Linked DNA regions of Homo sapiens: region 1 is linked to region 2. A link is a loop called in an ENCODE intact Hi-C map of the cell type or tissue named here. Cell type or tissue: mucosa of descending colon. All regions are shown on one strand. Links, peaks and the distances in the headings refer to the core of each region. The heading gives the core; the rest is flanking DNA.

Region 1 (16,613 bases), core at 4,447-9,446, 140 kb before region 2:
GCTCTGGGCTCTGCAACAGATCCGCTTTGTGAATGAAAGAGGCATCTCTCCAAGATGGCGCGCTCTACCCTGCGGGCACACCATGCACACGCCACTCCTCCAGCTGGTCTCGGGGACTGCAGTCCTTCTCTCCTGGATGGGTTGGGGGTGGGGGGCTGTTGAGAGCTTTCCTCCTCCTTTTCTTCTTCCTCCTCCTCCTGTCTCCCTAACCCTGGAAGGGGGCCATCCACTGAACTTCGGAAAGAGGTCACCCTCCCTGAAAGGGGGACTTGGATTGCTGCATCCAGAGCCACCCCCTGTGGTCCCTCAATCTAGCCACACTCAGTTGCTAAAGCAGGGAGAGGTTTCCTAGTCCGGTGTTCCGGCCCCACGCAAACGGAGCTCAGGATGACGCCACATGTGTGTTTGGGTCAAAGCGCTTTTAACTGTGGCTCCAAGAACAGCCTGTACAGCCACTTGAGTTTCCCAGTAAGAAGGAATGTACAATAGATGAGACTTTACTGGCAAAACAATTTTTAAAAGTAAAGGGAGAAGCAGCAGCCCAGCCTTGTCTCTTTATAGGGTCCTAGAGAACCGGTGGTGGCTGGGTTGAAAAGCACAGCGCTTAGCCATTCAGCAGTTTATGACCTCACCAGGTCCTTGTAACAAGGTTACCGGAGGGGTTTTGCAAGCTTCTAGACCCAGGTGTGGCTGAAGTTGAGCTGCTCAGGGACAGTGGTTTTCTTGCCACTGGGAGAAGGTTACCAAGAATAATTTTCCTGCCCCAGGACTTGTAGATGATTAACGTGTTTCTTTCGCTTAACCAGAGAGTTAATGGTTATTCAAAGCACTCTTTGATGATGGAGGGTGGAGGGGAGAAAATGAATGCGTTAACCATTAATCCAGGGAAATGCCATAAAAATTAAAATGGAAAACACTCAACCTGGGAAAGGAATTCACTGGCTGGAAGGGTCAGCCAGGCAAACCTGGTGAGGAAGGAGGAAGAGAGGAGGCCAGAGGGAGGCCTTACAGTTCACGTATACTTAGAGCTGGGTTTTGTTATTTTTTGTTCCGTTTCCTTGTTTCATTGCTCCGAGGAAACAGTAGAAATAACAAAATCACAAACATGGGAACATTACAAATAAAGTCAGTTTTATTGGTCTTTTTGCTCCAGCCTCCCACAGCTGAGCCTGTCTGACTTATCCCCTGTCTGACTCGTTCCCCGGCCTCTTTGGGGAGCAGGAGGGGAGCTCAGGCAATCCATGCTTGGAGAAAGTCGAGAGTGTTTTTAGGAGGCTGGTGCTGACAGAGGCATGCAGCTCTGGCTCCCGGCCTCTTCTTGGGGCCACACTGGCCAGCACCCAGGCACAGCCATCATGGCGCCTGCCCCAGTCACCCTGCTGGCACCTGGGGCAGCATCCTCAATGTCTTGCAGCCAGCCCGGTGCAATAAACAGGAAGACTTCGGGGAAAAACTCCTGCTTGGCATAGGCTACTCCCAGTCACCATCTGGGACACGTCATGATGAGCTATGAGCTGGCACCAGTGGGAATCTCTGATGAAGGATGGGACTCCCCGAAGCATCACACATGTGTGGAGCATTCTCTAGTAGGAAGACCTTTTTAGAGTACAAAGGCCAGATCCTGCCCTCAAGGGGTTTACAGGCCATTAGGGAGATAAAACAACCTAGGGCAAGTGCTGGAGATGCAGCATCAGCCAACTGCTGAATACACTCAAAAAAATGAGAGCCCACTGGATTGTCTGGGAGCCTCCTAGGAAAGCTGAGTCCAAGCTGGGCTGGGAGGTTGGATAAGGCTGTGGCCGGGAGAAAAGGGAGAGGCAAGGCAGAGAGAGAAAGGAATGGCAGAAATGTGTAAGGAAGAGACCTATTTGAAGAAGAGGAGAGAAAAGAAATTAACACTTGGAAGATAGGTTTGGGTCTGTCTGTGGGAGCCTCGTTGCCCAGCTGCATTTATACCCCATCACTGGCACTGTGGGGAGTTTTGAGAGGAGAGTGAAATTAACAAAGTGGGGCATGGGAGGAGGGGGGGTCATGAAGGATGAGAGCAAGCAAGTCACCATGTGGTTACAACAGTGACCCAGGGGTGCTCTCCAGGAACATGTGGGGCAGGGGAGCCCAGGGCAGGAGGAGGGCCCCGCTTCCTCTGTGCTCTAAAAAGGGAAGGGATCAAGGGGTGAAGATTCCAGCCCCTTTGGAAGTGGAGGAGGCTAGGGAAGAGCTCTTACTACAGGGAATCCTGTTCTCATGGACCTGGAGGCCAGGGCCTTTGCTGAGAACATGGCAGGGGAGGGCAAGGGCTCACAGAGGGAAAATTCAAAAACTCCAACAACTACTGGGAAGGAAGTGGAGTGAGGAAGGGATGAAGAGAGTGAATTTGTGGGTTCGGTGGACAAGGTTTTCTGGCTCTTCCTAGCATCCCAGGAGTTCAGAAAGCACAGGGTAAAAGCCACTTACTTTCTCCCTCTACCTTGATGGAGGGTTGACTATGGGCTAGTGCTGGTCTAGGAACTGAGGGGAGATGAAGGGCCTCAGATACATGTTCTCTGTCTTCACCAAGCTTGTTGCAGAGTGAAGGTAAGAAACATAATACAATTGCAATAAAGAGAAATGGACATGGGTCCTGCCCATTTGAATCAGAGATTGTTAGAAATACAGACTTCTGCCAACTGATTAAATCCCACCACCACCACCGCCACCATTATCAGAAACTTTCTTGGCACAGGGCACAAGCTTGTGTCTTTTTTTCAAGGCTAGTTCTAACACACGGTGTAACATCCATGAGTCAGATTGTCTTGGTTTCTATCCCAACTTTACCACTTACTGACTCTATGTGTGTGTGACTGCTCTTGCCTCAGTTTGTTCATCTAAAAAATAGGATAATAGCAGTACCTACTTCGTAGGATTAAATGTGATCTTTCTTATAAAGTCCTAAGAAACAGCCTAACACAGCAGGTGCTTAGTAACTGTTGGCTGTTCACTAAAGGGCATGACTAGGGTTGTGGTAGGGGAAAAACACGGTGCTGTGGGAATCCAGGTGGGGGATCTAACCTGGACCTGAGGGTCAGGGAAGGCTTTCTGGAAGAGGTGACTTCCAAGCTGAGACATGCAGGAGAGTGAGGAGTGAACCAGGTCGCATGGGTGAAAGCGAGAGTTTAAGCAGAGAGAACAGCAGGTGCAAAGTTCCCAGACAAGAGATCCAAAACCATGGAAGGGACTGACTGTGGTTTGGTGGGGCTGGAATGCAGGGCGAGGCAGGGCTGTGGAGGGGCAGGAGATGTCCAGATCCTGGAAGTGTTTGAATTCTATCCTGAGGGCCACAGGACGCTGCTGCAGGGCTTTAAGGAGAGAGGGATCTGATCTGTGATTTGAGGCATCCCTCTTGCTACGGTTTGAAGAGTCGGTTGAAGGCACAAGCCCAGAGCCAGAGGCGAGTGAGGAAGAGGTTGACATGATCCCAACAAGGGAGACAGAAGGTCTGAACTAGGAAAAGGGCTGTGGAGAGGGAGAAAGTGGGAAAACTGACAAGCACCTGGGTGGCCGATGGAAGTGGGGGGCTCAGGAAGATGAGCGTGCCAAGGGTGGCTCTGGACTTGGGTTTGAGCAACATTTCCACTGGATGGATGTTGAGAAAGGGAAGATGGAAATGGAGCACATTTGGGGAGAGAAATATAAATTCAGGTTTCAGTACATTGAGGTTTTTAGTGCGTATGAGATGTCCCAGTGGAGATGTCTGTCCACTGGGCAACTGGACATCAGGCTTTGGTGCTCAGGACCTATGGTGGGTTGTAAATATGTTTTTGGAAACCATGAGCATTTAGAGCTGAGGCTGGGAATTGACATAATGTTCAGTGAAGACTAGGAGATGCAGGAGGGGTTTCATAGGCTCAAGGAAACAGTATTGAAATGGGTGGGCCATGGGCCTACAGTGGAGTAGAGGATGGATAAAGTCAGACAGAGTTCTTGGCAAGTGGTGGAAGAGTTTGTAGTCAGACAGGGAGACCTCTGGGCCCAATATTTTTGAAGTGAGACAGTTCTGTGTGACTCTGAGCATAGCCATAGGCATAGCCATGTGTATGACCAAAGAAGGCAATGAGGAAGGCGAGTGGTCAGCTCAGGAATGGACACCCTGAGGCTGAAGACCCTGAGAATTCCCAGGAGATGCAGCAGAAAAGAAGAAGCTGGATGTGGGACTCACTGGGGAAGGTGAGGTATGTCCCTGTGTCCCAAGAGGAAGAGGGCAAGAATGAAGAGTGTACAAGAAATATGAATTGCCAAGAGACTCTAGACAGTGCAGGAACACAGCTGCAGAGGCCCCCTGGAGAGAAGCCCACCATCCTCCCCTCCCAGGGACTGACACGGCAAAGGTATAGATGGCTTTGCACCCATCCCCCACTATCTGGCTCCTGCAGGAACCCTGACCAGGGAAAGCTGACTTCAGAGAAGGCAAATATGCCAAAACCCATGTTACAGAGACATTCGCGTGGTATCTCACCTACTTGTGCAGGCAGAGAAAGACTTGGCATCTCTCCCAAGCTGTATTCTTGACTCACTCTATGAATGAGGGCCTCCGATTTTCCACCTATTAAATGGGATAATAATTCTTGACATCTACTTGCTTCACTTGAACACTATGAATATAAAATTTTTCCCAAGTGCTTTGAGCTCACATTAAAAGGCTCTACCTAAACATTAGTGCACTCACTGCTGGATTTTCTTGGACACCAATCAACTTAAGTGGATAATAATAAATTCCTCTGCCTATCTTTGTTGAGAGATTAAAAGAGGGAGAATCCCACAAGACCTTGCTTCTAGAATCCTCTGCTCTATAAAGTCTCTTAGGAAAGGAGTGTGAGGATGCACTCAGATGCAAGAGGTGTCTAGAATTGTTTGGTTTTAGAAATCTCCTTCCCTGAGCCATCTGGACTAAAGCATATGGCACAGAAGAATGAGGATGGAGTTGGGTAATACTTTGGGACCATGGGCAGACATAGAGTAGATTCCAGGTTCATTTACTCCCTCACGTGTTCATTTATTCCATACAATTTTGCAGAGCTTTTTTCATGGGCTTCCTGCAAAGCATCTAACCGCCAACCCCAGCGTCTGGTTGTCACTGTCTGGCCGCAGAACCAGCTTTCCCTGGCTGGACCTGTCTTCAGAGTCAGGTTGCTTGCCTTGCAGCCCCGCACCCACTCACATTCTCCTTGCTCTCTAGGTCCATGGGGTGAGATCGCTGACTGACAGAAGGAAGCTGTTCTCTGGGGTGTGCGTGACCCAAAGACCAATGGAGGGAGGAAGAATAGATGCTCCAAATGGCCACTGCACTTCTCCAATGTCTGAAGGTGAGATTTCCATAGGGGCGAGGTGTACAGTGATCTTGTCCAGCTAAAGTTTCCCACCTCCCTAAGGAGTTTGTAAGTTTCTCAAGCGTAACGATCTGAATTCTCTTATCCTGAAGGACTGTTCACACAGTAGGAATGTGTTGAATGCAACTGAATAAATGATTTAGGCCATAAATTTGAGGACTGGATCATTCCCTTTAAGCTCCTGGTGGGTTAGGCAGATGCCAGAGAGGCTTCCCTTGTTCTTCCATAATATGTTGGCTTGCAGTTCTTTATTTTAACTAAAAGTGAAAGGCACAGATCAGAACAGCAACAAAGATGCTGCCCTTGAAGACTCAATCCTGTTAAATTCACCCCAAGCAGTGCCTCGTTTAAATGGGCTGCCACTTACCAGGGTTTGTAAAACCAAGTTCAGAAAGAACCAGAATGGAAATGCCCCCTCGGATCCTGAATTTCTTCCTTTCCCGCTCAGGGGTTTAAAGAGGCCCGACACTGACAGAGCTTTCGAAGCCTTTCCTGCTCTCTGGGACTCACCTGAGTTTAGTCACGTTTCTGTTGGCGTAAGGAAAAGCATTTTGCAACCACATCCACCCAATGATAGGATGGGAGGCCTCTCCACATAGTGAGGGTGGACCCTGTGTTTGCTGCAAAGGCTGTGCCACTGTCCACGTGGGATGCTGTAAAAGGGACTTCCACCTGGGTGGGCGGTGACATCAGCAGACCCCTAGGGTCTTTTCCAACTCAAAGCTTCTTTAATCATATGGTTTCAAGGCCAGGCACGGTGGCTCACACCCGTAATCCCAGCACTTTGGGAGGTCGAGGTCAAGAGTTCGAGACCAGCCTGGTCAACATGGTGAAACCCTGTCTCTACTAAAAATACAAAAATTAGCTGAGTGTGGTGGCTTGCACCTGTAGTCCCAGCTACTCGGGAGGCTGAGGCAAGAGAATTGCTTGAACTTGGGGGGCAGAGGTTGCAGTGAGCCTAGATCATGCCACTGCACTCCAGCCTGGGCTACAGAGACAGACTCCATCTCAAAAACAAAAACAAAAACAAAAAAAAAATCCTATGGTTTCAGGTAATGGGACTCTGGAAAGAATGGTGGCAGGACATAGGCTCTGAACCTGCAAGAAAGAATGATGGCTTGAGAAACAGAATTGATTTGATGTTGGGGGCCATCCTTACTAACAGGTCCCCCATGAGCAAGCTAATCCAATTCACGAGACAGAAGCTGGTCATTTGGATAGCTAAAAAAAAAAAAACCATCAACCATGACCCAGTTTCAGTGACAGTGCACAGTAATGGCCTCAATTAGGCGGAAATTGCTGGCGCTCCTGTTCTGCTTCTCCATGCTCATCCTCCTGAGCACTTTGCACCTTGATGGCGATGTGCGGTTGGTACACAATGTGTGTGAAAGGCGCTGGCATAAAAGTGGTTTTATGGCTGTAGCTTGGGTTTGTAAGCAGAGCAAACAGAAAAAAAACTCAGGAATAAAAGGGGCAATAAAATAATTACATAACGCTTTGAACTCACACTAAATACCACCTTTATTTCAAAGCTCTCAATGTGTTTTACAGGCAAGTTTAGAACTGTAGTCGAATCCCCTTTTATCACAGAGGAAACTGAGTCACTGTGCAGCGAGGGCTGGAGGGCATACAGGGTTTGTTACAAGGGAGGACTCTCGGAGACACCCCCAATAGAAGCCCTTCAGGGAGCGGGCCAGCGGGAGAGCACCCCCGACCACACCTTTGTTCTGCATTTATATGTACAGATTCTTATCCCTACGTATAAATTCTACCCACACATCCCGAGCCATGTCTGAGCCCCTTGACTCTGGCATTAACAATAGGAATAACAACACTTACCAGTTTTGATGCCTACCATACATCAGGCACTGCTTCCCCTACACCTCACTACCATCTGTGAGGTTGCTGTTATTATCCTCATTGTGTAAATGGAGACAATAAGAGGTTCAATGCTCTGGCCAGGTGACACCCCACACCCTCCAGCCCCAAACACACACACACATACCAGAGGTGGCCTCAGAGCACACACTTTCCTTACCACGGACACCTGCTTCCAAAATTAAAGAACCAGATTAACATTTTTCCAAAGAAGCCAGAAACTTCTATTTATCCCTCCAGTCTTCATTTCAGAATACGGAGAAGACCAGGACAGATTCTGACAGGCTTCCCTTAGAGTTGAAGAAAACAGTTTGGAAGACAAACAGCTAAAAAAAACAAAACCATGAGGTGAGCTGGACAGGCATTCTAAGATCTTAACTGTAAAGAGCTCCATAAAAGTTATAAGAGATTGTTAAATAATGGAGAGAATTCCAGAACTCCAAAAATATTACTATAGAGTGTTCAAATGAGGAAGAAGAATTTTTTTTTTTTTTTTTTTTTTGAGATGGAGTCTTGCTCTGTCACCCAGGCTGGAGTGCAGTGGCGCGATCTCGGCTCACTGCAAGCTCCGCCTCTCGGGTTCATGCCATTCTCCTGCCTCAGCCTCTTGGGTAGCTGGGACTACAGGCACCCGCCACCAAGCCCAGCTAATTTTTTTGTATTTTTAGTAGAGACGGGCTTTCACTGTGTTAGCCAGGATGGTCTCGATCTCCTGACCTCGTGATCCGCCCACCGAAGAATTTTAAAGTATTTATTGTTCTTAGATTTTGTGTGTGTGTGTGTGTGAGTGTATGTGTGCTTACTATTCAAAATTTGAAAACCGTCCCATTGAATGTATTTTAATTGTCTAATATGGGAACAACTCAAGAGTGACAAGATTACATGTCACTGACACAAGAACTACCCACTGTGGATTCTGCGGGACTCAATCACTCCTTCTAGGGCATGGCCACAGACCCCCCTAGCTCCAAGGGAACTCTGGCTAGCTACTCATCAAACCCGCTTCCCTTTCCTCCTGGGCAAGCTGGGCTCTATTTCCCAGGCTATTTGCAGTTGAGCATAGCCATGTGACTGGGTTCCGGCCAATTTTCCCTCTACCAGCGATCTGTAAAACTTCCTGGGCCGGTCATGGTGGCTCACACCTGTAATCCCAGCACTTCGGGAGGCTGAGGTGGGTGGATGACCTGAGGTCAGGAGTTCAAGACCAGCCTGGTCAACATGGTGACACCCTGTCTCTACTAAAAATACAAAATTAGCCAGGTATGGTGGCGCATGCATGTAATCCCAGCTACTTGGGAGGCTGTGGCAGGAAAATCGCTTGAATCTGGGAGGCAGAGATTGCAGTGAGCCGACATCTCGCCACTGCACTCCAGCCTGGGTAACAAGAGTGAAACTCCATTTAAAAAAAAAAAAAAAAGAGCTTCCTGGGCAATTCTCCACTGTCTTTCACTACCATCTGTCTCCTGGAGGTCAACACCTGGGGGATCTAGAAAACATACATCAAGGACGACAGAGCCTTCATCTGCCTGGAACATGAGGGGCTGGTTGGAACAGGACCCCTTTCCCATTCCCTGCTGCTGATTAAATGTGACTGATTTGGTGTTGAGAGCCATCCTAACTAATAGGTCCAACATGTGCAAGCTAATCCAATTCATGGGGTAGAACCTGATCATTTGATTGCTTAAAAAAAAAAAAAACTAACCACAGAACAGTTTCAATGACAGTTATAACATGTTATAAAATGTTATAATAGCCAGCATTCCCTTCACTAACAGAGTAATTTAGAGATAAGAATCTACCCTCTCCAGGAAGGTGAAAAGTTTCATGATCTTCTCCCCCCATTGCACAGTAGAAAGAAGCCAGAGGTGCAGAGATACTCTGTCATTTTCTTTGTTGAATTGGTGGACTGTGATAAAACTCAGCTTCTTCAGTACCCTTTCTGGAGGCTCTAGGCTGAGGATGACAAATTGGTTTTGTCTTGAAGCCACCTGCAAATGATTGCTAGTCACTGCCTGCACTGAGACGGATTCTGAGGCCAAGTCGAGGCTTAGCAGGAAAGAATACTGTGACCTACACGCCTTCTCAGCCAAACGCACAGAACAGGAATGGCCACATATGTGCTCGTGTCAGCCAGTGTTCCTGGGGGCTTGTCCACGGGCAGATTCCTTCATAATCCCTTGGGATGCTTGCAATAATTCCATCTCCGAGCCCTCACCCTCACCCTCTCAAGGTTTACTGAATTAAAATCTTTGGGCGTGGACCCTGGAAATCTGCAGTTGTCTCGACTTTTTGTGGAATTTTGATGTAGAGTCAGCTTTGGAAACCACCTAGGAGCCTGTAGGCTCCTGCACGGGCACTGCAGCAAGGTAGCAGCAAAGGTGGGCTGTCTTTACCACCAAGACCGGGTAAATTAGGGATAATAATAACACCTGCCTCATAAGGATGGTGGAAAAATTAAAGGAGATTTTACATAATAAGCACTCAACAAATATTAGCTTTTATTATGTTATCTTCTTCTAAGAGTCTGTAAGAGGCCTTTTGCCCACGGCCATGAGCACAGGTAAAAACACCGTTTTCTAAGATTTCCAGATGGACAGCACCATCACATGCCCACATAGCGTGGATACAGCAACATCCAGGGCTCGGGCGCGGGCATAGTGTTTGCTCCCTATTTACGGCTGTAAGCAGCCTCACCTCAGCTTCACATCCAAGCTGGCTAAGAACCCTGGACAAAGAGAATCTGTTGAGAGGAGCTTAGAGGAAGACAGGAGGTGAGTACACAGAGATGCTGACTTAGTCAAGACCATCATGGTTACAGTGCCGGGCAGTGCTGCTGGTAATGGTGACAGTGGTACAGGTGGTCTCAATGTGATGTGATAGTGGCTTGCCAACCGATATTGTTGATGTGGGTTCAGGGCTGCAGGAGAACAATGAGCTAGACCTTCCTCTAGCCTCACATCCTAAACTTTACTGCCTTTCTTTCTTACGGCATTTTCACCATCTCTGTTTATCAATGGTCACACCCTAGCTCTGGGTGCTCATCTCTCAATAATATGATGAGAGAGGATGGAAAAGGAAAATCTCTCTCATTTTCCAACTCATACCCATGAAGATACAAATAAACAAAACTCCTGACTCTTGTGAATGTCACCAAGAAAAAAATTAGTTGGAAGACTAGCCAGTAACTCACAAGTCAACCCAGAAGTTTCTGGACATGAACAGGAAGCAAAGCATACCAGGGGTTGGCAGCTTTCACCACAGCTGAGCTCTTGCACTGTCCAATCTGATGATGAAGTGCTTCCCTGAGACCCTGGCCATCCTGCCAGCCCCATGGCACCACTGCTAACAGGTGCAGGATGCTGGGACCTCCACCGCCCACCTTCTGCTCAAGTCTCCAGTGTCCCTGGGCTGATTCTCCTCACTCACTGCTCACTTGGTCCAGCTGGCCAAGCTTGGATCCTGTGTCCACACCCCACTGCCAGGGGTCTAGGAGAGCTAGTAGCCAGCCTATCCTGTTTCCCTGGTGGATGGCAGAGTCCCAACATAAGAAGTGGGTTCAAATGCAAGGCAGCCAAAAAACCAGGAAATATTTAGTTCACTCACCTAATCCTGGTTATTTTCAGCTGATCAACAAACAGAAAAGCAGAAAACCCCAAATTTGACTGCTCTATCTGCTTATCCTTCTGTGAGCCCTTCTAAGCAAGCTTTGGAGAAGAGCCCCACATGCAGCTGTGGGGTTTAATTAAATCCTGTTCAGGAGGAAAAGATAGAGGTGGTTGTCAGGCATGTGGCTCAGTTGACTATTCAGAGTTGGAGTCTTTGCTTTTGGGCGGTGAGGTCTCAGGAGCCAGGGGACCTCGGCCAGTCCCAGTGAACTGAATGAAGGGTCGCTAGCAGAAGCAAGAGGCGCCATGGGGCCCCAAGAAGATCAGGAGCCTGGACGTGCCTAGTTCCAGCATATTCTGTGGAGCCGTTCACCAGCCAAGGAGCCGGGAAGTCTGGGTTCCAGCCCAGCCCTGCCTTTGCTCCTGGCATAACTTTGAGCTGATCTTTCAACTTTTGTGACTCAGTTTACTCACTTGCCAAATGGAGATAATCATATGGCACTCAAAAGACTTTTGTAAGACTCTAATGAGTGTTTATAAAGCACTTTGGAGAGGTTTATAGTTATTTGAGCTGGGAAAGGAATTACAAATTATTCAGAAGTAAACAGTATTTAGAATCTGAATTTTTCAGCCACCAACAGGTTTTCCTAGATGTTTACAAGACTGTCATAATAGGACACCCTGGGGTTCCATCCATGCCAGTTGGTTTCATTCAGAGCAGCCCTCCTCCCTGAAAAGCGTGGCACAGGCTTGGGGAGGATCATGCAACCACGTATGGCACATTTTGCAGCTCTCAAGACAAGAGAATGACTGGATTTAGAAATGGAAGCCACATGCTCAAGACTTTCATTTTCTTTTCTCTTTTTTTCCTTTCTTCATTTTAATTTTACTTTTAGAAACTGGGGATAGCATCAGAGCAAGTCTCCATAGACCTGCTTTGAAAGCCAGATAGCCTGGCATGGTTGCATGCACGTATAAGCTCAGCTACCCTAGAGACTGACGTGGGACGATCAGTTGAGCCGGGAGGTCAAGGCTGCAGTGAGCTAGGATGGCGCCACTGCTCTCCAGCCTGGGCAACAGAGCAGGAAGACCCTGTCTCAAATAAATGAATAAATGAATGAGTAATAAATAAATGCTACATAAACCTGATTTCTCCCCAACAATAACACCTCTTCCCAAATTGAATGTCTGCTATCCCTACCTCCATGAGAATTTGCGCGGCATGTGACAGTAACAGATACCCATTCACAAAGAAACACATTTCATTCCCACAGGAGTTTGGAATTTTAAAACATAGAGTACTTGTGTGTAAGGAGAAAAATAATAACATCTGCTGAGTCTCCATGTGGAGTGTTGTCCTCCACGCTTCCACTTGCCTTTTCTCTCCCTTGTTTGCACAGTAACACTGTGAGGGTCGCTAGATGTTCCCATCTCCAGTTTACAGAGGGGACACTAAACCTAACAGCAGGAAGCTGCCCAATGGCAAAGGCATGTACCCGGTCAGTGTGCGGCGGAGCATACGTGCATGCCTGGGCATACCCTCTTCTGCTTCCGTGTTGTTGGTGCTGCTGCACCATCAGCAGCTGTACCTAGTTACTAAACACGCGAGTGCTGTACAGGTATCCCAAACTCTGCCATAATCCCTTGCCCAACCGCCAGGACCCTGAGCCACCAAGCACAATGAAATAGGTAGGATGTGGAGGGCAAGAGAGAAAGGAGGAGTTCGACGTGAAAGTTGGTGGTCTCTGGCTGGCTGTCCTTGGGTTGGCCAGAGGAGAGGGAGGGGCAGCAGGAAAACAAGGGCTCCCTGAACTTTTAATTTTGGTAGAAGAGCTCAACTCAGTTCTTGTTTTACCCTCTGTCTCAAAGACCAGCCTGATCCTGCAGAACCATTTGCTGTTGGATTCCCCAGTGAACACCAGCCATGAAACCAGAGCATCTGAGTTTCCTCCTAAATCATTTCCATGAAGAGGGGTGGCCTTCCCACTCCCGATCCACACTCAGAAGAATTGATAGGAAAAAGGGACCCATTTTCTCTGGAGATAGCCTCCCTGTCGTCAAATCATTTTCACGTCTATGATTCCATCTCAGCCTGAAAGAGCAGGAAGTCTTTGAAAAGAGAGAGGGGACATCATCAGAAGGAACCAGGTTCAGAGAGTTTCCCACAAACCACTCAGCCTGGCCCTCAACACCTACCCCAAGATGGCAACAAATCTCCATGCCTGCCATAGGTTGGCCATTCAAATTCACTCAACAAACCTGTCCTTGGAATCCCTACCATAGACTCGCTGGGAGGTTTACAGCAAGATGTGAAGGAATTGTCCCTGGCCTCCCACAGATTATAATCTAGAGAGGTAACAGAAAAACGGTATTGATTCCAGAAAACTGCATTCAAGGAGATGAATAAAGGACAATGGAAGAAAGTCAACTCTTCACTAATCAAACAACCATAGGTTTTCAGCTCCAGGTGCTGGTTCTTCCATCTCTGCCTGGGATGTCTTCCTGCTCCAGGTCGCTTTGTTTTAAGTCTTCCACACCCTCCTGGTGTATCACAGACGATACCTCCTGCAGGAAGCCTTGCTTGATGCCTCCATTATCTCTCTTTCTCTCTCTCTCTCTATCCTTTGAACTCCATGGTTCTTAGCTAGTATCTCCCTGATGACACCTTGTATTTTCCATCCACATAATTTCCACATCTGTCTTAATGCCCACGTGGCTCTGTACCCCGCCTAAGGGCGGGACTACATCCTGTACATGATAGGTGCTCAATCAATATTTGTGGGATTTCATTAAATCCTGTTGAAAATCTTAACAAGTAAAATAATGAGGACCTGTAGTTATATTTGCTGGATTTAAAAGAGTCCTATAATAGTGTATAGTTAACTTTAAAAAGCAGATTATAAAATAGAATATATAGGACAACTCTGATTATGTGACTATAGATGCATCTTGTTGCAATCAGGGTCCTGGCTAAAAGCAGAATGTATCAAATAGGGTCCATAGGAAGAAGCTTTAGTGAAGGGACCCCTTCAAGAGCTGTGTGCAGAGTGAAGTGAACAGACAGGAAGGTGACACCCAGGCTAGCAAGGCGGGGCTCCCAGGACCCCATACCCATGAAGAACAAAGCAGGTGGAGAGAGTTTCTGGGGCCTGGCTAGGACTGGAACCATGCAGGGTGGGGGGCGGTGGTGGAAACTGAAGCCAGGAAGGACAAGCAGCCTCAGAGATGAGCACGGACAGAGAGACAAGTGCAGACACAGAGACGAACGTGGACACAGGGAGCGGCTGTCTCAGGATTTCTCTCTCTGCCCACAGGCTTGACTCCTGCAGGTGCCTCTCATCAGCTGAACTCACAGGAAGCCAGGGGCCAAAGGAACCTGGGTAATTCCCCGAGGGGGTCAGCCTCCCAGGCACAGCGGAAGGCAAAGGATGGCTCCATGGCGAGGGCAATGGATACTTACACATAACACACTCAGGAGAACCAGGAGGGCGTGCTCCAGAGGTGCACGGAGACGCGATTAGGAGGGACAGCCAGCTTTTTCCTTATCTTTTTCATTTTGTTTTGTTTTTAGAACAAGCATATATTGTTTCTATAATCAAGGGGAAAAATGGGTTTTCCATTCAACACTCTGACCTAGAAATTCATGCAGGAGAAAAAATAAAAAGGCATATTGAATAGTGATCTGTACTTTTTAAATCTCCTTCAAACATTTTCATCTCTACTTTGTAAAATTAAAGACACACCTAACTATTCATGTATTCATCCAGTCAGTGACTTATTTGTTCAACAAATATTTTTCAATACATTCTATGCTGGATCTTGGAGATAAGGCTGTTAACAAGGCAGATGTAGGGCCAGGTGTGGTGGCTCATGCCTACAATCCCAGCACTTACGGCCACCGAGGTGGGCAGATCACCTGAGGCCAGGAGTTCAAGACCAGCATGGGCAACATAGCAAGACCCAGTTTTTTCAAAAAATAAAAAAAGTTAGCCAGGTTTCAGCTATTCAGGAGACTGAGGTGGGAGGATCAATTGAGCCTGGGAAGTCAGGGCTGCAGTGAGCTATGATCGCATCACTGCACTCCAGCCTGGGGAACGGAGCAAAACACTGCCCCGCCCCCCCCAAAAAAAAGCAGGCATAGTCCTGGACCCACAAAGCCCAAAATCTGGCAGAGAAAATGGGCAGGGGACCATAAACCACAAGACAGAGAGGAAGGGTCCCAGGTGACAGGTGAGAGGTGGTGTGAAGCAGGCATGGTGCCCCAGTATGCACCTAGATTGAACTCTTCACTCGCCCAAAGAAGGGACGTGGGAGGCTGCTTCCCAGAATCACACAAGGCAATATCACTCTTTTTCCATGAAAGACTAGGGCCATAAAATAAGTCCGCACCTTCATTTCTATTGGGCTACCCTTCCAAACTCAGACTAGGTCTATGCAACATGAAGTGGATTCAGATTTTTTAAAAACCATTTTAAAAATTAACAAACTAAGTGAGTATTTCATTAACACGATACCACACCGTGGAGCTTACTAAATGAGTGGCTGCTTCCAAGTCCCTCCAGAGAGACGCCCATCCCCATTTCTACTGTCCCCTTGCTCTGCACAAGCCCTGGATGCAGCCTCAGCTTTCCTTGGCTTTCCTCTTTAGTAGCAGCACCTGTATTCTCATATTTGTGAATCCTTTTGAAACCCCCAAAATATGGCAGACTGTCATGTGATAGTGGTTGTATGTTTAATATTTCTTGATTAAGAAAATACATGACAAAAGTCTATAATGAATTTAGCCATGCTTTTGAATAAACATGCATTTTATTAATTATAGCCATCTACATAGATTCAACAAATAACAGCTCACATGGCTGGGAAGTGCTGCTTATTCAGTCCACACAGGCAATGCTTGCAGGGCACATGCATTCTCAGGCCTCTTGCAATAACTCTGGCTACCCTTCTACCCCAGGGATCTAAGGCTCCCAGGTCAGAAACTTGAGAATGAGTGATTTACCATCACAGGTTAAACCAGCTCCACTCCAGTCACTCAGACCGAGTGCTTCAGAACTTTCCCCAAAGTGGAAGAGGAACCTGCAAATCCAATCGAGACAGACTTCAAAAATTGCAACCATCAGAGTTGTAGGGAAATACGGGGAAAGGCTGGGTTCGAGCCTCAGATCTGCTCCACACTGTGCAACTGCTCTCTCAAAGCTTTGGTTTCTGTTTCTACAAAATATATCAATATCATCATCATCTCTATCCAGGGAGCCCATTTAAAAATCAGGTGCAGCTGCTTCGGTGAGTGATGGGATTAAGGATGATTGCTGTTTTTCTTCTTTAATTCTATTAATTTTCCACGTTTCCTACTATTATTATGTGCTGCTTTTATACTCAGAAAATGTGCGCTTTATTTCAATGCTTTGTAAACTACAAAGTGCATTACATGTGACTGTGTCCTTATCTGTGCGATGAGGGTGGAAATAGCCCTGAACTTGGGCTGCTGTAGGAATTTGTAAGTTGTCATATTCTTATTGAGCACCTACTGTTGAGTTAAGATGAAATGAATTAATACATGGAGAGCACGTAACATAGTGCCTGGCACATAGAAAACATCGTAATTGTATTTATCTGTTTGTTGATTGATCATTACTGCTACAGATACAGGAGGTGCACAGAGAGAGTGTTCAAGGACCAAGCCTATTCTCTGAACTTTGTTTTGACAGCTCCCATGGGCACATTGGGGACAGTTCAGTCTACCTCTCCTGACCACAGGAAAAGT
Region 2 (11,924 bases), core at 580-5,579:
CTCCTTGAAGGGCAGCTCCAGACACTCACGTGGACACAAGTAGGAAAAGCACAGAGTGTGTCATCACACTGTGTACCTCATACAGGTGACGTCCTGGAGAAACCTCTGGAAAAACAGAAATTTTATGACCCACAATTAAAATGATTTAAGTAATAAATAACCCTGATAGCTTGCCCCACCAAGTGTATGCTATGTTCCACACCCCAGGCCCCTCCACATCCATCTCCTTGCCGAGCCCTCTAACAACCTTACAAGGGAGAGACTTTTTACCCTCACTTCCCAGAGGAGGACACTGAGGCCAAAGAAGGGAAGGGATTCCCCAGGTGACACCGTAAGTGACAGAGTCAAGACCCACATGGCCTGGCTGAAGTCAAGGTCACCCTAATTCCTCACACAGCCCCACCAGAGGTTCCCACAGTGCTGTGTGCCAGCCAGGTGATAAGGCCTTTCCACAAAGGACATCAAAATACCTCAACAGGCTGGACGCGGTGGCTCACATCTGTAATCCCGACACTTTGGGAGGCCGAAGCAGGCGGATCACCTGAGGTCAGGAGTTCAAGGCCAGCCTGGCCAACATGGCAAAACCCCATCTCTACTAAAAATACAAAAAATTAGCCAGGCATGGTGGTGGATGCCTGTAATCCCAGCTACTCGGGAGGCTGAGGCAGGAGAATCGCTTGAACCCGGGAGGCAGAGGTTGCAGTGAGCCAAGATCGTGCCATTACACTCCAGCCTGGGTGACAGAACGAGACTCCATCTCAAAAAAAAAACAAAAAAAACCTCATCATCAGTAGAGAACTGTCACCTTCCTAAACGAGGAAACTGACACTTTTAAAAGCAAACAGATTTCTGAACTTGGGGTTAATGATAAAACTGGAAAAACATAAAAGACTCCCTGTTCCTCTCCTCCATTATCAATATGTGCCTTAGATTTGGATGCCAAGTCAAATCTCACCAGAACTATATCCTCCATGGTAACTTATTAAAGAGTCAATCAAAGTTTGCTTTAAGAGAAAAGTAAATACACCCAACTTTCCATACAATGCCGGACCCCGAGTTCACTTCCTGGTTTCACTGTTGACTCAGGTTGCAATCCTAGATAAGTAACTACACATGCTCACTGCCCTGGGCCCAAAGCTGGGGCGAGAGCCTGGAATCAGCGCACCCCCAAGAATTCCGGAACATGGGAAGATGCCCATCTTTCATGGAGGGGGCATGCCTCGAAGAGGAAAATCAGGCAAAAGGCCGTGTGCAAAGCTCCACGTGCAGGTGCAAGCTGCTTGTCCCTGAGTCTCTGATTGCGAGGAAAGGGGTCACCCGCTGGTCGCACCACCAACAAAGCCCTGCCATCCTTTGGCTCTGCGCTCACCCATAATTACTGGGCGTGAGGTGGGAAGGGCCGCCCTTTGGGACTCAGGTGGTGGGGAGGCTGCAGAACAGAGTCGGCAAGTCAACTCCAATCACAGTAAGCATTTTCAAAGAAACACATAAAAATAGCCAGAAGTGGGTCAGCACTTCCAGTGAGGTTAGAGACAGGAAATTGGGACAGACTCCCGGTCCTGTGTAGAGAGATAAAAGTTTTATTTCATAAGTACAAACTCATACTCTTTCCAATCTGATTCCTCGTTTCTTTTCTTTTGCTTTTTCATCTCCTCTGTCTTTTGGATACACAGGAAACACACACACACAGCTAACAAAAACAGTGTGATGTTGGAATCTTGCTCCTTCAGTTCTAAGGTCCTCTTTTTCCTGAAGCTGAAGAAAAAAGATACTTAAAGAAAACTTACTTGAGAGTCAGGCAGGAAGGGGAGATGGGATACACACTTTCCCTATCTTTCAGGTTTCTGCAATCTCAGCGCATGCTGCTTAAGAGGAAAAGAGCAGCAAAGCAGATGAAAAGCACTGCATCCTTAAGTGATTTACCTGTTCCCAAGCAGGCCTGCCTCACACCTGCCTCCCCCCAGTTCCCTGTCATTGACCCTCCCGCCACCATATCTGTGGCATCTGGTGTGCTGCACACACAGTATATGTGTGCAAGTGCATGGTATATACACATAGCACACATGCATACATGCTATAAACACATGCCCATATATAGGCTCAGTGCACAGGTACGCACAGTGCTCAGGTACACAGAGTACACACACCTGCTAGCCACATACACTCTCAGTGTACACACATGGTGCTCATGCACACATGGTAGTGCATGGTGAATCCACATAGCATCCATGCACACACACAGTACCCACACACACACGCGGTACATACACATGGCACCCCTGCACATACACAGTAGACATGCGTAACCCAGAAAGTGGTTCTTGCTCTCTCTGCAACCTTAAGACTTTGGCAGTTTTTGTTAACTCCCACACTTGGCAGGATTACATTTCCTTGTGGCCTCAATGACGTGATAGGGCAGATTTATTGGGCTTACAGAAAAAAAGAGAGAGGAGAGAGAGCGAGAGAGCGAACAGTAAACTCTGCTGTGCAGTCAACCTGGACCTTGGTTTTAAGTTGCACATCATCAGGGCCAAGAGAGAAGATTTGGCAACATGGGGTGGTTTGGTGAGAGTCGGCATGTTTCACTGGTAATCTGCTGGAGCACTAAAATATATACATCCAAAGGTTACCTTCTTTCAATTCACTGAAAAATAAAAGGAGCTTCAAGGCTGGACCAAATAACACACATAAATAACTCATGCATGCCTGCATGCATAGATGCAAACATACATACCCAAGATGTGTAGCAAACAAAACAGGCACAGTGCTTTCAGGAGAAACTTGGGTGTGGAAGTAAGTTCTACCTTTTTGCTCTATTTTCCTCCTGGAGGGAGAGAGGAAAAGCAGCTGCCTAAATGCTCAGTCAGCCCACAAGCTGTCATGCGTGACTATCTCCAGGGCAGACAGGAGAGCAGGAACCCCTTTCTGAAGCTGAGTTCTGATGCAGAATGTTTTCAGGGCTTAAGACAGCCCCCACACAGCTAGCCAACAGAACTTTCTGGGCTGCGGTCAGTTAGCTATGTCGCACAGGAATGGCATCTGCTTTCACTTATTTCAGAACTCAAGCATAAGTCCTGGGAGTATTTGACCAAAAGAGCCTCCCGCTTGGCGTGCGAGGGTTAGGTTTCCAGAAGATGTAGCACGTACCTGCGCTTTCAACTCCCAGAAGCCAAAGCTATGGAAAGATCTCAGCGTGTTTTTTTTTTAATTTTATTTTAAAATCATACCGTTTTAAAAGTTCTGCTTGTTATAAATCCAGCCTGAAAGCAGATGAATGAAACATAGACCCACACAAAAAAAATCTACAAGAATAGATCTTTTTTTTTTTTAACTTGGGGTTTTTGAGGAGGGATTTTAGAGGAGTGGCGGGGAAGCTACTCAGTCGAGATAAACTCCTTAAAAGCATGGGCAAAATTCCCTTTTCTGTGACCAGTTTTTTTAAAAATGACAAAGTCACACAAGAGAGGAAATGAAAAGGGAAATTTTTAGACTTCTCATCTGTGCTGAAAGCCCCGGGCTGTTTCAGAACCCGGTCAGGGTAACCGTCAGGCCTGCGGTCACCGCGCTGCAATCCCAGGAGGCCTTGCGTCAGCGGCCATTATATCAATAAGGAAGTACAATCACCAAACCACAAGCCGGCTTCTTTTCTAAGCCCACATGTTGCTTTAGAGGGTTTTCAAACAAGAGACTTTCCTGTTTTTGAAACCTGTGAATCCACAGGTCTTACAGGTTACTCAAATTATCTTATCACTTGCAGCATGAATTTCAAAACTGCTTACTCCAGCCTTCCCCTCCCCTGGAGGAACAGACGTCCATTTACAAACCAGAATCCTTATTTACAGTGTCCCGTTGCCAATTGCTGACACAGAAGGGGGAAAAAATACCAGTTATACATTAAGCTTTAAGGTTAAAGTATCTGTGCCAGACGCTGTCCAAACACCATCTATTCACTGACCTGAAGGCAGGATGACCACACCGGAGAAAATTCTACAGAAACAGTTTTGCGGTCACAGCAGTATTCCTTCACAGAGCCAGGCTATGTTTCCTGCAGATGCATACACATGCTTGCAAATGTACTGTAAGAAATCATCACAATTCACAGGAAACATATTTATCCTAAGATGTGTAGCAAATCTGTTGGAAATTTTTAAGCACAGCCAAAAGACATCCCAAACCACCTATGAGGTTGCTTCCCAGGTTGCTGGAAAAATCAACGTAGGATAGCATCGGTAGAGGACGCTACCGCGGCGCAGGTGAAAGATGTAAACAGTGCAATCTAAATCTTCAATGGGATGCAAGTCAGACTTATTTTTCTCTTGAGCAAATAAAAAGATTCAGATTAAAGAGTGCCTTATAGAACTGGTACAGAGTTCTACATAGAACTGATATAGAGTTCATCTAATAAGAGTGTCTTATAGATGAGATAAATCCATAAACAAACGTCTCTCTTTCCTGCTCAGCTCAGCAGCTTGAGAAAGATGTGCCACACCTAACAACTGCATTTGACAGCCATCTCCTGGTTTAACTTCTACCCTGGCCAGCGGCCACTTAGCGTTGCCCCAGCAATGCCTGCAGACTTCATCACGCGCTCCCTCGCTGGAAGCGTCCCTCCTAAGGCAGACCTGAAGTTCACAGAGGGCTTCTGGACAGTAGTTCACATTCTGTTTTCAATGGTGGCCTAATCAGACTGAGAATAAACAACAAGTGAACTTTATCCTGCAGCTACAACCAGTGAACTCTAAGCCCATTTCACAGAATGCACACAGCAATAATGGATCTAGCAGACACTTATCTAATCTCACACTTTCCGTCTTTTTGGGTTATAATCAACACTTAGCTCATCAACACACACACACACACACACACGCACATCTTCCAAAAAAGAACCTGCTCTCAGTTTAAGCACACTGAGATTTTATTTATCTTATTTTATTTGTCTGCATTCCAATAAACCTTCTAACATTGAAATGTTGAGACAGACACTCTAAAGTCAGGATGCTGTGATGTTTATGTTTGAGGGAGGGTTCTTTCAAAGTAGCCAAAATTGTCTCTCTTAGGAAATGTGAAGTGTGAATGAAGCCACACCAAAAAGTCTCAGAAGTAAATCTCTCAAAGATTATGACCAGCCTGTTGTGGAATAACGCAATATATCCTTAGAGGAAAATACAATAAAGTAAGAGAATTCCAGGCTTCCTACACAGGCCCAGTAGGTATTTTTTATCTTAATAACTCGTTGGTAAATGGCCTACTATGTCCATAGGAAAAGCATCCTCTTCTTCAACTGTGTTTTAAAAAGAATAACTTCTTCTTTCCTCCTTTGGAAAAGCCATTGCTCCAAAATTCACATAAAACAAATACAGACTGGTTTTCTGTTCCTTTCACTTTCTGTCCCTATCACTTTAGGCTGTGGTAACCAGGACTTCTAGGCCTAAATATGCTTGCCTGATTTTGCCTGAGTTTGCTGGAGAATTGCTCAACCACCCTCTCACTTTGGCTGTGTAGACCATAGCTCTTGCCCTCCCTCCAGGGGAGAGGCATTAACTAATGAAGAAAACAGTGACTCCCCTCTTCTGCCACCACTGACACTCCATACCCAGGCCTGTGCCACCAGGCCTGCTTCCAGGACTGTGGGCTGCCTGTTCCCTGCTATCCTGAGCCTTCCAGCTCCAGTGCCAACAAGGGCACTAGGTAATGGGTACTTCTGATGAAGGACACTGCATGAGATCTTCCCATCACTTAGAGAAGTGTTCCATTTGGGGTCATTACCAACCCTGTCTACTCAGACCAGCAAAGCATAGAGAAAAATAGGATGGATAGGCAAGTATAAGGCATCACCTTATATCTGTGTCTTAAAAAGCTCTTTATATTACAGAATTTCTTTATTTGGAACAACAAAATACTCTGAAGGGAATCTCATGAATTTTAGTTTGGAACGTTTATAGAGGTTGTCTGGAAGAATAGTTTTTGTTGATTTGGTTTTTTAATACAAAGAAAAATAAAAGCTTTTGTAGTTATTCTTGAAGGTATGACCTCCAATTACAAGCATGAGAGATATTGTAAGCAAGTCCTTTTCTTTTCTTTTTTTTTTTTTTTTAAGAGACAAGGTCTCACCATGTTGCCCAGGCTGGTCTCAAACTCCTGTACTCAAGCAATCTGCCCACCTCAGCCTCGCAAAGTGCTGGGATTATAGGTGTGAGCCACTACACCCAGCCTGTAAGCCAGTCTTTTAAAGCTCATTTTAAACTTTTTTTTTCTTTTTTGGGACAGGGTCTTGCTCTGTCATCTAGGCTGGACTACAGTGGCACAATCTCAGCACACTGCAACCTCCATCATCTCCAAAGTTCAAGCAATTCTCGTGCCTCAGCCTCCCGAGTAGCTGGGATTACAGGTGCCCACCACCATGCCTGTCTAATGTTTGTATTTTCAGTAGAGACAGGGTTTCACCATGTTGGCCAGGATGGTCTAGAACTGCTGACCTCAAGTGATCCACCTGCCTCAGCCTCCTAAAGTGCTGGGATTACAGGCGTGAGCCACGAGGCCCAGCCCATTTTAAACTTTTATTATGACAATGTTTATTTTATATTTTAAAATTTTATTATGACAAAAGGAGCATATAGCACAGTGACTCTCCATATAACTGTCACTCGATTAACAATTACTCGATTTTTTGATGTTTGCTTCATTTATTGTGTTTTACTTTTTTTCTCTTTGCTGAAATCTTTTAAAGAGCATCGCAGGCCTCATGCCATTTCACTCCTTCCTACTTTAGTATGCACCTCTAAAATGCATGAATATTTCCTTACATAGCCCCATGAAGATCCCTTTTAAAAGCAATACAAGAAGTCAGCTTTGTGGAGATGGCAAATAGCACATGGCTATGAAGGCTTGAGATAACATTTCCAGTGAGCATAGCATACAGACTCAAAAAGTCCGAAATCTCAAAGGCAGTTGGACAGAAGCAAGATGAAGTATTCTGGAAGATTGAGTCAGATCATTCAAAAAGGGACACAAGGCTGAGCATGGTGGCTCATGCCTGTAATCCCAACACTTTGGGAGACCGTGGCAGGCAGATTGCCTGAGATCAGGAGCTCAAGACCCAGCCTGGCCAACATGGTGAAACCCCGTCTCCACTAAAAATACAAAAATAAGCCGGGTGTGGCGGCACACGCCCATAATCCCAGCTACTTGGGAGGCTGAGGCAGGAGAATCACTCGAACCTGGGAGGCAGAGGTTGTAGTGAACCGAGGTTGTGCCACTGCACTCCAGCCTGGGTGACAGAGCGAGAGTCCATCTCAAAAAAAAAAAGATGGGGGGCACAAGTGATGACAAAGACTGTTGATAAATAGTCTGAATAATGAGTAACAAAAAAGCAAGATTCCTAAATAAGTATATTTATGCATGTGATTCTAAATATAACTGGCCAGCCGCGGTGTCTCACGCCTGTAATCCTAGCGCTTTGGGAGGTCCAGGCAGGCGAATCACTTGAGGTCAAGAGTTCCAGACCAGCCTGGCCAACATGGTGACCTGTCTCTACTAACAATACAAAAATTAGTCAGGCGGGGTGGCACGTGCCTGTAGTCCCAGCTACTCCGGAGGCTGAGGCAGGAGAATCGTTTGAACCTGGAAATGGAGGTTGCAACGAGCCAAGATCGCACCACTGCACTCCAGCTTCGGTGACAGAGCAAGATTCTGTCTCAAACGAATAAATAAATAAACAAACAAACAAGTAACCAAGTCAATAAATTAAATTCTTAACTAGAAATATGACTATTTCACTTACATCATTAAAAGTATATATTCAAGCCACCAGGCATGGTGGTTCATGTCTGTAATCCCAGCACTTTGGGAGGCTGAGGCAGGTGGATCACGAGGTCAGGAGTTCAAGACCAGCCTGGCCAACATGTGAAACCTCGTCTCTACTAAAAATACAGAAATTAGCCAGGCATGGTGCCACATGCCTGTAATTCCAGCTACTCGGGAGGCTGAGGCAGGAGAATCTCTTGAACCTGGGAGGCAGAGATTGCACTGAGCCGAGATCATGCCACCACACTCCAGCCTGGGTGACAGAGCAAGACTCCATCTCAAAAAAAAAAAAAAAAATCAAGCCGGGCGCGGTGGCTCACACCTGTAATCCCAGCACTTTGGGAGGCCGAGGCAGGCAGATCACCTGAGGTCAAGAGTTCAAGACCACCCTGGCCAACATAGTGAAACCCTGTCTCAACTAAAAACTACAAAAATTAGCCAGGCATGGCAGGGCACGGTGGCTCACGCCTGTAATCCCAGCACTTTGGGAGGCCGAGGTGGGCGGATCACGAGGTCAGGAGATCGAGACCATCCTGGCTAACACAGTGAGACCCCGTCTCTACTAAAAATACAAAAAACTAGGCGGGAGTGGTGGCAGCTGCCTGTAGTCCCAGCTACTTGGGAGGCTGAGGCAGGAGAATGGCGTGAACCCAGGAGGCGGAGCTTGCAGTGAACCGAGATCGCGCCATTGCACTCCAGTCTGGGCGACAGAGCGAGACTCCGTTTCAAAAAAAAAAAAATTAGCCAGGCATGGTGTAATCCCAGCTACTCACCAGGCTGAGGCAGGGAGAATTGCTTGAACCAGAAGGGCAGAGGTTGCAGTGAGCCGAGATCGCACCACTGCACTCCAGCCTGGGTGACAGAGCAAGACGCCATCTGAAAAACAAAAAAAAAGTATACATTCAAGATGGCAAAAAAAAAAACAACAAAGGACACAAAATGTGTGTAACCTACCAATTGGGAAATAGGGCATTGCCTCATATTTGGGCTTACATACATGGTATCTTCAACCCATCACCTACCTGCCTCCGCCAAGCCTACTCTTCCTGGAAACAGTACTTCTTCAGTGTCTACCAGATGCCAGGCACCATGCCAGGCCCTGAGTATATACGTCCCTGAAGTGCACACCTGCCCTGTGAGGGACATCCTACTATCCCCTCACTTTTTCAGGGGAGAAAAACTTAAGACTTCAAGAAAGTGAGTTATTTCCCACAGAGATAATAAAGGTGGAACGTAGATCTGACTTATTCTGCCTTCTGCCCTGAAGACTCTTTTTTACTCTCGTCTTCCCCAAAGTAGCAGCTTTAGATCTGCCCTAAACCAAGGGGCAATATAAAGGTTTCTACTCATACTGGGAGACGGGGAGGGCTTACCATCTGCACCATCCCAGGACAGCCATCGCTTCATTTTGTCTTAGCCAAATCACTGTTTCTGGCTATGACAGTCTAGTAATAAACAATGGATGACACTACCCAATGGTGGCTCTAATGCCGCTAAGATAACAAAAATAGCCAAAGCATTTGCAGAGGGCTTAGCTGTAGGGCAGCTGAAGGCACTTGAGTTTCCATCAGGCTCTCAACATGCTACCATTGCTTATGTTCACCCATGCGTCTTTTTCCCATTCAGGGTTGCTAACTCCATTAGATAGTTGTTCTCTGCCACTTCCTCTAATATTATCTTCCCATAAGATGAGGAAAAGAAACACAACAAATTCAGCCCTGCTCAGCCACGTGGTCCAGCCCACACAGGTCTGTGCTACATATAAACTTGTGGCTCCTTGTTTAGCCTCACCCCTGAACTGCAGGATGATTCCCCAGCAACTCATTTAATCTTTCTTTACTGCAGTTTCTTTATCACTAAAACGCGATGTTTGAAGACCATGGCTGAAGTAGCCAAATAATATTATCCAATTAAAGTGAAAAGCACCATATAAATGCTACAGAGGCTAAGACTTAAATAGCCACATATGGTTTGGGGAAAAGCACTCCAGTGCATCAGCTAGCAGTAAAAACATGCAGGAGCGAAATGATCTGGCTGGAAATGAACTGCAAATTGATAAACATTTAGTTGCTAATGCAGTGTTTATTATTTTTTACTAGGATAAAAATTAACTTGTGCGGCCTTAGCCAGCAAACACACTGAACTCTACCATCTGGGTAGTGGAATCGGTATTTCTGTAGCCTCGGGTTACAGGTGACTGTTGCCAGATTTGATTTTATTGGCAAATAGGTCCTGGTGTGTCCGGACAACAGAACCGCGGGATGCTTCTGGAAGCACAAACACGCCAGCGCACCAAAGGGTAACATTCGAGAGGGAGCTTAGGGCCACCCTCAACCAGACTCAGAATCCTGTATTTCCCAAAAAGAGGTTGCTACTTGTGTTGAAGAATCGCCTTTAGCCTTCGAAATCAGCCAGGGCTGCAAGGCGACGACCTCTCGAGGAACCGGGGGTTCGGGCAGCGGGGGATGGGGGGCGCCTGGAGCTGGGAATGGGACGCAGGGGGCGGACGCCGGCGGGACCACGTGACAGCGCCAGCAGCGGCCGCAGCTGCCCCAGCTGCAGACGCCGCCGTCCTCTCCCCGGGGCCGTTTTCCATGAGCTTTGCAAGCAGCTGGATCAATTTACTCGAGCCACAGCGCCCTACACAAGCACGGTCTGAATTATTACTCATGGAAATCCCCTCTGTTTCATGGAATCAGGTAGCTTTCAAACTCCCAACAATTAATGGCCCTTTTGGTCAAAGGAGAATAGCAAAAAAATAAAACAACCCCCGCCCCAACCCACCCCCCAGAAAAACCCAACCCAGACTGCCAGGCTGAGGGCTTCTAAACAGTCCGTTTGGTTTCTAGTAAATTAGAGAGAGTGGGTGGTTGAGGTACAAGTAATGCTATCCTGTAGAGTGTGGTCTTCTTTGACGTCAGCAAAATGTTTCTCTCGCGTTTCTGCTTCTTTCCCTCTCTCCCTCCTTTTCCCTCTCCACCCTCCTCCTTCCCTCTTTATGTCAAAGAGACAGATGACATAGGGTAACTGTGGAAATGTGCTCATAGTTTTGCAACATAGCTCACAGGCTCAGAAAAATTCCCACATTTTAAAAAATGAAGAGTATTGTGGGAGGTGGGTAAATTGGCAACACAAAAATACATGCTACCCAGGAAAGGAAGGGGGAAAGGCTGCTGGGAAGTGCAGTCACCACCACTGGCGGTATGGTCTTCCCTCCATCCTGCCCGGTTAGCAGCTCTGTCTGAGGGAACATTCTTCCTGTGGCGAAGAACACATTCTTGCTCCAGCTGGCCTGAAATCGGATCCTGGAGAGCATGCGCCCTGCTCCCTGGCTACTGTATTTGTGGGACCCATCCCGGACTGCTGAGCCAGGATTTCTGTTGGCTCTGCTCCCCCTCACCCCCCTTCAGCTAGAGTTGTTTTTCTCTACTCATCAAAGGCAGCAACAGCTGCCCCCATGGGTTAGCATAGAACTTTCTAGAATAAGGATTCCAAGTCTAGGCAAACATTTGTAACCTGACCCTGCAGTACTTTTGTTTCCCCTTCAAATTGCTTTTGTCAGCCCCACTGTTTCAACAGGGGCAGCCGTGGACACCCTAGGGGTCTGGCCCGACAGTCACAGGGTGAGGATTGGTGGAGTGGGCCACTCCCTTTGTGGCTGTGAATTGCCATTTGGTCTCTAGAGTAATGTGACTCTCACATTCTTTGCCCAGGCAGCTCTTTAAAAGCAGGAATCTATCCTGACCTCGCGGGTTCTGACGTGCTGACTGCAAGTGTGGTTTCAGGCAGGCAGAGAAAGGAGCGGGGCCCAGAGTACACATAGGCCTGGTTTTCTCCATGTGGGGTGTACTGGCTTCCCCCTCATCCCTTCCCTGATCTAGACAGCAAGGGCATCAGAGAACCTTAGAACAGGGAGTACTTTGTAAACCAAAGCCTCTAAATGCTGCAGACACCAGGTTCATATGAAAAGCATATCTGCCATGGAAAAAATACATGCACGAGAAAATGGAGCAAGGTCACATGAATCTACTCAGAAATGAGACCTGGAACCTGAAAAAGAACCTCTGTGTCTGTGTGTGCTTGTGTGTGTGTGTGTATTGGGGGAGGGATAGGTGCATAGC

What was found. Peaks named below come from ENCODE experiments on the same cell type or tissue, not always from the same donor. Only the 100,000 strongest peaks of a DNase experiment are listed, where the experiment ranks them.
Region 1: it touches region 2 in a loop (2.9-fold over the local background); 3 of 110 quality-filtered maps call a loop at or near these places.

Annotation. Positions count from the first base shown.
Region 1 is chr1:234,816,703-234,833,315 of GRCh38, forward strand. All of the region lies in intron 2 of LOC107985365 (a long non-coding RNA gene), which reads right to left. Among named protein-coding and RNA genes, the nearest start is that of LINC02961, 65 kb to the left of the region's middle. RefSeq lists an enhancer at 1-375. In mucosa of descending colon, for the core only: no CTCF peak of the experiment used is centred there; DNase peaks (open chromatin) are centred at 6,699 and 7,072.
Region 2 is chr1:234,959,812-234,971,735 of GRCh38, forward strand. LNCATV (lncRNA negative regulator of antiviral signaling) reads right to left here and starts at 4,188. Exons shown (of 4, transcript NR_125945.1): 1 at 3,956-4,188; 2 at 30-105. It overlaps LINC02971 (long intergenic non-protein coding RNA 2971), which reads left to right. Exons shown (of 2, transcript NR_186179.1): 2 at 1-178. RefSeq lists enhancers at 2,954-4,153, 3,467-3,766, 3,787-3,836, 9,291-9,460, 9,481-9,540 and 1 more and silencers at 10,390-10,449, 10,540-10,589. In mucosa of descending colon, for the core only: a CTCF peak has its summit at 3,521; DNase peaks (open chromatin) are centred at 1,220, 3,027, 3,560 and 4,570.